2 separate regions of the Homo sapiens genome follow, and region 1 is linked to region 2. The links are chromatin contacts, found by Hi-C in ENCODE. All regions are on one chromosome and are shown on one strand. The core of a region is the stretch at or near the end of the contact, and the rest is flanking DNA. Distances in the headings are between cores, read along the strand shown.

Region 1 (5,583 bases), core at 2,086-4,585, 570 kb before region 2:
CAGAGGGCAGGCTGTTCTAAAAAAATGACATTCAGGGGTTCACTGCAAGAGGAATTGAACTACAGAGCAGACTGAAGACACAGTCCAGGCAGGCCTCTCATGCAAAAGTCAAAGCCCTAGAGGAAGGAAATGGTCCTTAAAAACTACTGGGATGCAGGCAGGCATCTGGATAGATGTGCTAGATAACCTTGAACCCCTAGATTCCCTGAACAACCCAGGCTAGCAGGAGTATCCTGCACCCTGTTACTTGAACAGAACAGCTTCCCTTTGCCTAGAGACTCTACACAGTCCTCCTCTGAAGCAGACACCTCCAAGATTACTTCAAGGTCTGCTACTTCCTGCCCTCATTGCCTCTATTCCAAAAACTGGAAACAAGTCTCAGCATGCCCTGAGCAGGGTAGCACATTTCTTGCTGTGAGAGATATGACAGATTGTATTTTCTAAAGAAGGCTGCAACCATGTCTCTCATCCCAAATGCTCTTCTACAATGCAATCTTGTCACTCCTCTACCAAGAGATGAAACCTAATTTCAATGCCCTTGAATCTAAGCTGGACTTTACTTGCTTTGACCTGTAATGTACAGAAGTGACACTGTGTGATTCTTACAGCTGAGTCATAAAAGGTGATGCAGCTTCTGCCTTGTTCCTGGGGACATATGCCTCTGTGAGATTGAGCTACTAAATAACAAGACCACCTACCTTGAGGCTGCCATGCTGGAAGAAAGCAAAGCCACATGAAGAGCAAGTAAGCTGGTTGCTTTAGCAAGATCCTTCATATTGATAGTGAATGTGCACTTCTGTCTTTCTCTTGTGAATGCAAACCACTTTTTCAATAGTCTCACGTTAAGTGCCAAAGATTGTTGTTTTTGTTGAATGCATTCTCTTTATCATTCACTACCTGGCCCTAGGAATTTGTTCAATGATCCTCATTTCTGTTACAATATAGTCTTCAGTGACCTTGATCATCTTCACATTCTATAGAACATCATCCTGGCCCATTATATTAATGACAGAATAATAATTGAACTTGGTTTTTAGGAAGGAGCAAGTATACTGGTTTTAAATACTTCATGCTGAAGGAATGAGAGATAAGCCCTACAAAGTTTTGGAAGTCTGCCACATCAGGGAATATTTTAGGGGCCCAAAGATCCAGGGGTATGTTGAGACACCCTACTCAAAAGAATACTTTACATTTCCTACCACTAAGACAGAGGCACAGCACTTGGTGAGCTGCTTTGAATTCCTGAGGCAAAAAAATAACAATAATAAATACTACCCATGAGAATAATGCTCTGATCTATTGTATCAGAAGACTATTGACTTTGCGGGGGTCTGAGAGAGTATCTGAATAGCCTTTTAAAGACTTAAAAAGGCATTGGCTTAGGAATTGCACCTTGCATGGCTAGGTCATTGTCCTCGAGGATACAGCATATTTGTTGAACCAGTGATCACTATATGCAATCACTGTGCTGTTTTCCCAGCATTTGGAATACACAGGAATGATAATTAAAGGATACAAGTAGGACTGACTTAAACACACTCCCTTTCACCCATTAGTGGAAATTATGTTTTTAATTCTTACAACTTTAGGCTCTTCCTGATTAAAAGCCTTGGTCTCAAGGTGTGTGTACAGACGGAGACAGTAAGTGTTCCACTGCATCAATGCAGTGCCATCTGAGGATTTGGGCATCTCCATACTGACAGGTCAGCAGGCAAAAATGGGAGTACTATACTGGCAGGGACACCTGACTGATTATCTTGAAGAGTCGGAGTTGCTGCTACATAATGGGCCCAGGGAGGAAGATGTCTAGAACTTGGGGGAATCACTCAGGCCCCCCTTAGTGCTTCTTTGTCTGGCGATAATAGCAGAGAAGCAATTGAAGTAGCCATGTCCTCACAAGGGCAAGGTAATCAAGGCCCAGCCACTCAGAGATGAAGGTCTGGTCATACACTGAGCAAGCAATGATGACTAGTGGAAGTGCTAGCCAAGGATTCGGGAAATCTAGAAGAAGTGGAATTGGAGAGAGATGATGAGTATAGATTATAGCCTTGGGACCAGCTGCAGCAGTGAAGATTGTGACTTGTTCCACATATTCTTCTATTTTCAGTCATTTTTGGAGATTGCAGCCAGCTACAACTCTGAAATGTCAGTAACAGAGCAAACTAAGGGTGGGCATGAGAGGATCTGCTGAGAGCAAGGAATGAACATGGTAGTCACTAATGATACACTGCCCATGTTCCCCGGCTCACCTGTTAGCTCCCCGGCAGCTTGCAAACATGTCTATACACACTGCCATCTTCCTACCACGAGTGCCATAACTCTCTGCTTCTCTGCTGAGGCCCTTCTCAGCTCACAGTGCGAGTAGCCTGCAAGTGCTAAGGGCATAATGCCTCCAAGGTCAACTTTAATCAACGAGGTTCAAGAGTCAGAAGAGTGAATTCCTTCTGAGATACATTCTTTCTGGTTTCTCAGAGGCTCCCCAGAGGAAGTAGGCCCCAGTTGCTTAGGAAAAATGGAACCTACTTATTAAGGCACCCCCTTTTTACTTTTCTCCTTTCTTTCTCTCCCTTTCCCCACTCCATTCCGTGAAGTTCCTGGGATCACCAAATAAACTATCTGTAATCAAATCTTTATCTCACTCTGCATTCTGGGGAACCCAAACAAAGATGGTAAGTTTGCCTATCTACATTTATGTCTTATTTGCTACAAGTATTACTGGTAATTTTCTTGACAAAAGTAATATGATATCTGCTGATAGGCCAAAATAATACATATTTATAGTGATAACTGCAGCAAAAATGTGAAAACCAATTTTAAAAAGTTATTTTCACTAGTTTAAGAAAAATGAAGAAATTGAACTTTTAAAAAATGCAGTAATACCTCCTAACACATTATGAAGAGGAATATTTTCATAACTGTAGAAATGGTTGGTAAGGCTGTCAACTATCCAAGGATTATATTGAAATAGCTGTCATTGGCCAACTACTATGACTAATGAAATCAACATTTTCACCATGCAGGCAAAATAAACGTCATGAGTCAAATTTAAGAGGTATTTCTTTTTTTCTTTAAAAGTTGTTGAACTATCCAGGTTACTCAACCCTCAGTTTTTCATTTTACAACAGAGTTTTCACATACACAAATACACATACACACACATTTGCATTCAGACATATTCAGACATACATGCACACATCTTTTAGCATTTTAAATATTTTCAAAGTGTAGCTCTACAGACTCATGCATTTTAACTTTGGTAATGCATGCAGTATTCCCTTTGGAATGCAGCTTATGAAGAAATCCACGCTGGGGGCAAGTATATAGTAATTCTTTCTTTATCTCCTGCATATATTAGGAAACCCTCCAGGAGGGTTATTACTAAGACAAATTTAGAAAGACCTCCACATTCACAGAGACAAAAATATCAGCGGCATCCTGAAAAAGCCAATGAGTGATCAAAAATCAGAAATAAACAAGCTTTGCTCATTTTAAGCCATATAAATATTTGTTGAATAAATCCTGTTTTGTTTTCACTTTTGATGGGATGTTAGTTTGTGAAATCAAATGATACCCAGATTCTTTCTTCCCATAGGTTTATAAATACCCAAATATGGCATATTTGACTCCATATACAGGCTTTGTTGAACATGGATTGTTTTTGTCTACCTTTCTCCATTTCAATCACATGGTTCTAGTGTGAACTTCTAATTATGGACCCCTGATCTCTCTGTTCCAGTCAAAGGGCAGGAATGTGGTTAATTACCATGCATCATGCACTGTCTTTAGTGATTATTCTAAGAGGCTATGAAAGGTAAACCAATCAGAGGCCTTCACCAGGATTCTGAAGTGGAGCTCCACAAGGAAGAAGAGCTTTCTTTGTTAATGATGATGTCTGGAAGCAGCCATGTAACTCCACCCCATGGAGACAGCTGGTATAGAAGAATGAAGCCAAATTGTAGGGACAGGTGATACCAAGTGTAAGGTCCTCAGTTCTAGAGTTGGAGAATCCCACTGCCCAACTCTGTGCACCCTGTCTTCTGGGGTTTGGTTGTTCCCTTCACAAGCTTTCTGGGAGCACCTATTGTATCTCTCCCCGTATTCCTCCATGGAGCTCAAAGTAAGCCACCTTGGGTTTCCACTGTTTACAACCAAGAGCTCTGATATATGTGCTGCATTTACTTTTGCTGTTTTATCAAATACTTACAAACTCAACTGCTTAATTAGGCAAAGCATTCTATTGCTTTTCCTTTTTGATATCTCAGTAATTGATTTCTAAGGAAGAGAGGGCATCTTGCTGGGATTGTTTTCACCTATTGCTCTTTTGCCCAGCCTCACCCAGCTCAGATATTGACTAAAGCCGTTCAACTCAGCTGGTCTGGCTACAGAGTACAGGGGTAGGTGCGCACCATGGCTCAGGTGCAATAACGACTGTAGCTTCCCAAATTGTAATGTCAGGTTACCAATGTCGAGACGAATTGGGATTGCCTAAGTGATTCCCTGGGTACACTCACCTTTTTACCCAATGATAAAAACGAGAGATCTCAACAAAATAGCTCTTATCTATTATGCTGCAGACTGACAATTCTTTTTTTTGTTTGTTTGTTTTTTTGAAGACAGAGTCTCACTCTGTTGCCCAGGCTGTAGTGCAGTGGTGCAATCTCCACTCACTGCAACCTCAGCCTCCTGGGCTCAAGTGATTCTCCCACCTCAGCCTCCCGAGTAGCTGGAACTGCAGGCACGCACCGCCAGGCCCAGCTTATTTTTGTTTTTCGTATTTTCTGTAAGATGGGGTTTCACTACATTGCCGAGGCTGGTCTTGAACTCCTGGGCTCAAGCGATCTGCCCACCTTGGCCTCCCAAAGTACTGGGATTACAGGCATGAGGCACTGCACCCAACCAACAATTCTTAAAACTATTTTTAGTTACAATTCTGAAGACAGGGCTCAATGTTGGTTTTAAGGGTTTTATTTTATATTTTGCTAACTACTTACCCTTTTAAAAATCATTTTAGAACCATTTCGAGGATGTAGAAATGTCAACTGTTATTTATTTGTCATCTTCTCCAAATTTTAGGTTTAAAAGAGGCAATATGTGATTGGCCTAGCTTGGGTCACGTGGCCCCTCTTCACTAGGAGGTGCAGGGCACACCCAAAAAGGTTATCCACTGGGGAGTGTAATGCTCTAAGGGAAATCGGATGCTGTTGGTAAGGGGAATAGACACTAAGCAGTAAAATAACCACAAATGCCCACTACAGTGAGCATATGAGATTATTTTCACTAGAGCTAAGCAGAACATAACTGGATATTAACCGCTTCCTAAAATATGACATTCACCTGCAATATGCAAAGAGCTGAGACTACTTCTCTTGAACTTCCCACTTTCGTTTCTCTTTTCTTTTCTTTTTTTTCTCTTTTTTTTTTTTTTTTGAGATGGAGTTTTGCTCTTGTCCTCCAGGCTGGAGTCCAATGGCACAATCTGCAACCTCCGCCTCCCAGGTTCAAGCGATTCTCCTGCATCAGCCTCCCAAGTAGCTGGGATTACAGGCACCCACCAACATGCCTGGCTAATTTTTGTATTTTTAG
Region 2 (5,596 bases), core at 80-2,579:
CTCACGAAAAGGATGCTTTCTCAGGAGATGGTTCTGAGACCGGCCTCAATTTTCAGAAGGAACGCGCCTTTACTGGTTATCTTGCACCGTGTATTTAAAAATTGCATGCTCTTCAAAATAAACAAAAGCTCAGCTACTGTAGCTGTGAGATCTGGCAGGCATTTGTTCCTCCTCCCCTCCTAAAGCACATCAAGAAAACGTTCTCCCTTTAAAGCCTTCATACAGTTTCAGCAACTAGAAAAACAAGCCCACATCTGTCTCTCACGCCCACCACCCCCACCTTCCTACAGAAACAACCCCGAGAAACACTAACAAAGACAGGGAGCAGAGTAAAGGAACAGTTGTTCAACCGCGAACTCACGAATACACATGCAGTGAGGCAATCGACTCCGGTAAAGGGAAAGGAACGAGACACCAGGAGACGCAGCGGGTGTAGGCGGAAGAGGGGGAAAAAATTACGCGCCGCCGCCAAACCTTTGAATAAATTAGAGGGGATCTCGGTGCGAACTTTCCTTGACCTCGACCCCAAAGAGGCTTGCTGGGGCCGAGAAGAAAACCCGTGCGGGATGTGGAGGGGCCCGGGGCGCCGGGGTCCCCCGCCCGCGAGACCCGCTCCACCAGGCGCCTTGGAGAGCAGCGCCAGCGGTCGTCCTCCAGCTCCCGCAGGGGTCGCCCCGCCGGCGCGGGGGACACAATGGGTCCGCGGGCCACGCGAACGGGCCTCGGCCCGGCGGCAGCACGGGAGAGATGTGAGGAGCGCGCGGAAGGGGAGCGCGGCCGGGGAGATCCCAGCGCGGTCAGGCCCGGGAGCCGAGGCTCGGGGGCCCGGGAACTGGGCTTCCCACAGCAGAAGACCCAACAAAGACACCAGGGGAGCCCGGCGGGCTGGGCGCGAGAAGACGTGGTAGCAGGTTCGCTCCTCCGAGCAGACGGGAGGCGCCATCATGGGGGGGGGGGGTCGCGGCCCGCCCCGCGCAGAAAGAGCCCCCTTCCCGCCGCTGCCCGCGCCCCCAGCCCAGCACGACCGCGGCGGCCCCACGCGTGCAGAGACGGCGGCGGCGGCGCTGGAAAGCCCGGGGCGCCGAGGGGAGGGCTGGGACGCGGCATGAAGGGAAAGTTCGGTTCGGGTCTGTTTCGTTTTACCGGGTTGGCGGCGCGCCCGTCCGTGTGGGAGCACGAGTGGCCGGGCGAGCGGGGTCTCGCGGCCCGGGTCCGGACGGCCGGGCGCTGCGCCACTCTCCGCTCCCCGAGCCTCGGCCCGGGTTGAGCCGCTCGGCCTCTCCTTTCTCCGCCCGCCCGCCTGCTTTCTCCTGGAGCCTGGATTGATCTGGTCGCGCTGGCGTCAGGGAGTCGGAGCTGCCCAGCCTCCACTCCTCAGCTGCCAATACCCGGCGCACTCGCCTGCCCGCCCGCCCGCTCACACGCTCACCCGCTCACCCGCGCGCCGCCGCCGCTGCCGCGCGACCAGGGATCCTCTCCAAATTCCCGGCCCGGCCGGCGTGAGCGCAGCGCGGCCGGGGCCGGAGGACGGCGCGGGGGAGCGGCCGGAGCCACCCCCTTCTACCGGCAGCCCCACGCCCCGTTTCTTCCTGGAGAAAAAACAGTGTGGCGGCGTTCAGGCTTTCCTAACCCTGCCTTTTTAGTCCCGGTGGAGCGGACTTAGTCCATTATCTGCAAGTGAATTTCGATGTTCCATATGTTTATTTTCTGAAATGTTCATTAACGCTTCCACCGCGCCCACTGAATCGTTCTATAAACGTGGAGTGCATGTTGACAGTTACCTTTCGAGACGCGCCCTTTTATGTCTATCTTTCGTTGCCCCTCACTCACTCTCCAATAATTTGCAGGCCCCAGAAGTTGTACGTACCCAGAATTGGATAGCCTAGTAAATACTGCACGTGGTTATACAAACCCTGAGTCAACAGATGCGTTTTGTGTCAACTCAGGATCCAGTGATTCGAGTAGGTAACCTTGTTGCTCCAAATAATGGCATGCCATAAGGAGATACTGCTTTAGAACTCCACATTTTTGGTCCAATTTCTACAGTCTTTTAGATGATGCCAACTCCCCCGCACTTAACTCTTACCTACCTGATCTGCATAGACATTGAAAATATCTTCTTGCAAGAGTCAACTTTTCTCTTGGCTAACTCTTGAAGCTGCATAAAATCTTGCATAATTACTATAATGTTGAGTTACGTTTAGAAAAAATGATTTTTTTTTGAGGAATAAATTTCACATGAAGCAAAAAAAAAAAAAAAAAAATCACTCCCAGCAATGTATATCAGAATATGTCTTCTAATTAAATTCCTTTTTCCCTTAACCTATTTGAGCACTTACTGGTCAATTCGTGGGCCTCATCTTATTTTCCCTAAAAGCAGCGTTTGACGCAGTTGATCATTCTCTGCTCCTTAGAACAACAGGAAAGTGAACCTTGTTAAATGCCACTCGGATCAGGCCACTCCTCTGTTGAAAACCCTCCCTTGATAAATAGTATAAAGTATCCCATACAAGAGAACATTATTCAGCCATAAAAAGGAATGAAGTACTGATACTGATGCATGCTACATGGATAACCTTTCAAAACGTGAAGGGAAAGAAGACAGACCACACATTGTATTCTTCCACATATGTGAAATGCTCAGAGTAGGCAAGGCTATGGAGACAGAAAGTAGATTGGTGGTTTGCATAGGGTTGGGGAAATGAGGAACCTGGGGAGTGACAGCTAAAGGTTATGGGGTGACAAAATTGTTCTAAAACTAGTTTCTGGTGATGGTTGCACAACTCTGTGCATATACCAAAAGCCATTAAATTGCACACTTTAAATGGGTCAATCATTTGGTATGTGAATTTTACCTCAAGCTATTAAAAAAAAAGCATGACAATGAAATGCAGTATATGACCTTGATTGGATCCTGAATGGGGAGGAGGAGCTATAAACTGTCATTTTAAAGTCGTTAATTTTTAAAAAAATCAAAAATGGCATTTATTTAATTTTGAGACGGAGTCTCGCTCGGTCGCCCAGGCTGGAGTGCAATGGCACGATCTCGGCTTACTGCAACCTCTGCCTCCCGGGTTCAAGCAATTCTCTTGCCTCAACCTCTCGAGTAGCTGGGACTACAGATACACACCACCACGCCCATCTAAGTAGAGACGGGGTTTCACCATTTTGGCCAGGCTGGTCTCAAACTCCTGGCCTCAAGTGATCCACCCGTCTCAGCCTCTCAAAGTTCTGGGATTACAGGCATGACCCACCGCGCCCAGCCTAGATGGCCTTTCTTAGTGCAGTCCTAGTAGTCTTAAATGATAACTATTAATATTATTATGTATGCAATAAAATTTGATTTTGCCCATTGTGCAAATTATTTCCTTAAATGATAATAAAAATTTGGATATTCTTTTTAAAAGGACATTGATGAGACCATTATAAAAACCTAAATATGGACTGTATATTAATATCATTTTATTAAATTTTTAAAAAATCCTCCCTTGGGTCCTCATTTCACTCAGAATAAAAGTTCCCATAATAAGCACAAGACTCTACATAATCTTTCCTTCCCCTCCTTTAGCACTCTGACCTGCACTTCTACTCTTCCTCTTGCTCACTTCCCCAAGTCACACTGGCATCCTCACTCTTCTGGAACAATCTGGGCACATTCTCACCTCAGTATCTATGTGCTAGCTGTTCCCTCCCTTTCTGAGTTCATTTTGTGTTGCTGTAATAGAATACCACTGATAGAGTTTGGCTATGTATCCCCACCCAAATCTCATCTTGAATTGTAGCTCCCATAACCTCCATGTGTCATAGAAGGGACCTGGTGGGAGGTAATCGAATCATGGGGGTGGGTTCTTCCCATGCTGTTCTCGTGATTGTGAATAAGTCTCATGAGAATCTGACGGTTTTATAAAGGGCAGTTTCCCTGCACACGCCCTCTTGCCTGCTGCCACGTAAGATGTGCCTTTGCTCCTCCTTCACCTTCTGCCATGATTGTGAGGCTTCCCCAGCCGTGTAAAACTGTGAGTCCATTAAACCTTTTTTTTTTGAGACAGAATCTCACTCTGTCACCCAGGCTGGAATGCAGTGATGCAACCTCAGCTCACTGCAACCTCTGCCTCCAGGGTTCAAGCAATTCTCCTGCCTTGGCCTCCCAAGTAGCTAGGACTACAGGCATGCACCACCACGCCTGGCTAATCTTTTTTTGTATTTTTTAGTAGAGACGGGGTTTTGTGGTGTTAGCCAGGCTGGTCTCAAACTCCTGAGCTCAGGTGATCCACCTGCCTTGGCCTCTCAAAGTGCTGGGATTACAGGCGTGAGCCACCGTACCCAGCCCTAAACCACGTTTTCTTTATAAATTACCCAGTCTTGGGTATTTCTTCATAGCAGTATGAAAATGGACCAATACAACCACCAGCTGGGCAGTTTATACACAATAAAAGTTAATTTAGCTCATGGTTCTGGGGGCTGAGAAATCCAAAATCAAGGGGCTGCATCTGGTGAGGGCCTTCTTCCTTCATCACAACATAGCAGAAGGCATCACATAGCAAGAGAGAGAACATGAGAGGAAGGGTAGAAAAGGGCCAAACTCATGCTTATATCAGCAATCCCCTCCTGAGATACCAAACCGCACTCCCATAATGCCATTAATCCATTCATGAGGACAGATCCCTGTTAAAAGAAAAACTTTAGGCAAATTAAATTTAACAGAGTTTAATTGAGCAAAGAGCAATTTGAGAACTGAGCAGCCCCCAGAACCAGAATAGTTTCAGAGCAACTCTGGGGCTGCCACAGGGTCAGATGATGTTTATGGGCAGAGAAAGAAAAGTGACAGAAAATGGAGTGAGGTACAGAAAAAACTGGATTGGTTAGAGCTAAATATTTGCTTTATTTTAACACAGTTTGAACAGTTGGCTGCCTGTGATTGACCAAAACTCTGTGATTGGTACAAGAGTTGGCTACAGTCTGTTTGCATATCCAGTTAGGTTACAGTTTGCTGTGTACAGAGAAACCTTTAGGCCTAACTTAAAATATGTATGGGCCGGGCGTGGTAGCTCACGCCTGTAATCCCAGCTACTCGGGAGACTGAGGCAGGAGAATCAGTTGAACCCGGCAAGCGGAGGTTGCGGTGAGCCAATATCATGCCATTGTACTCCAGCCTGGGCAACAAGAGCAAAACTCCGTCTCAAAAAAAAAAAAAAAAAAATATATATATATATATATATATGTGTGTGTATATATATGTATATACATATGTACATATGTATATATACGTATATATATATATATGGAGGCAGCTTTAGCCTAAACTTAATTTAACAGTCCTCATGACATAATCACCTCTTGAAGTTCTCACCTCTCAACACTGTTGCGCTGGGGATTAAGTTTACAATATATAAACTTTGGGGAATGCATTCAAACCATAGCACTCCCTGGACAGCTCTTCCCACAGATGTCCACATGGCTCACTCCTTCATCTCCCTCAAGTCTTCACTCAAATGTCTCCGTATTATTTAGCCAAAAGAGCAGGATTTTTGGTCTTCTGTGTTCATTGCTATAATCTCAGCACCTGAGCAGTGCCTGGTATTTAACAGGAGCATAT

What was found. Hi-C counts contacts between places; a loop is a spot of excess contacts on that map. Pooled maps may share reads with other maps.
Region 1: a loop to region 2 is called in a map with no recorded cell type, with 2.4 times the contacts of the local background. The contact joins the enhancer-like site here to the promoter of SMAD1 in region 2. A Hi-C loop is called at or near these places in 5 of 37 single-sample maps with no recorded cell type and 1 of 50 pooled maps.

Annotation. Positions count from the first base shown.
Region 1 is chr4:146,049,648-146,055,230 of GRCh38, reverse strand. LOC105377468 (a long non-coding RNA gene) reads left to right here. Exons shown (of 4, transcript NR_188432.1): 4 at 1-829. Among named protein-coding and RNA genes, the nearest start is that of LINC01095, 69 kb to the left of the region's middle. RefSeq lists enhancers at 224-473, 1-1,010. Within about 2 kb of position 3,335, at least 2 of the 41 ENCODE cell types and tissues checked have a DNase peak (open chromatin) inside an H3K27ac peak, as active enhancers do.
Region 2 is chr4:145,477,586-145,483,181 of GRCh38, reverse strand. SMAD1 (SMAD family member 1) reads right to left here and starts at 1,329. Exons shown (of 7, transcript NM_005900.3): 1 at 1,144-1,329. RefSeq lists silencers at 511-610, 701-760, 1,101-1,260, 1,431-1,560.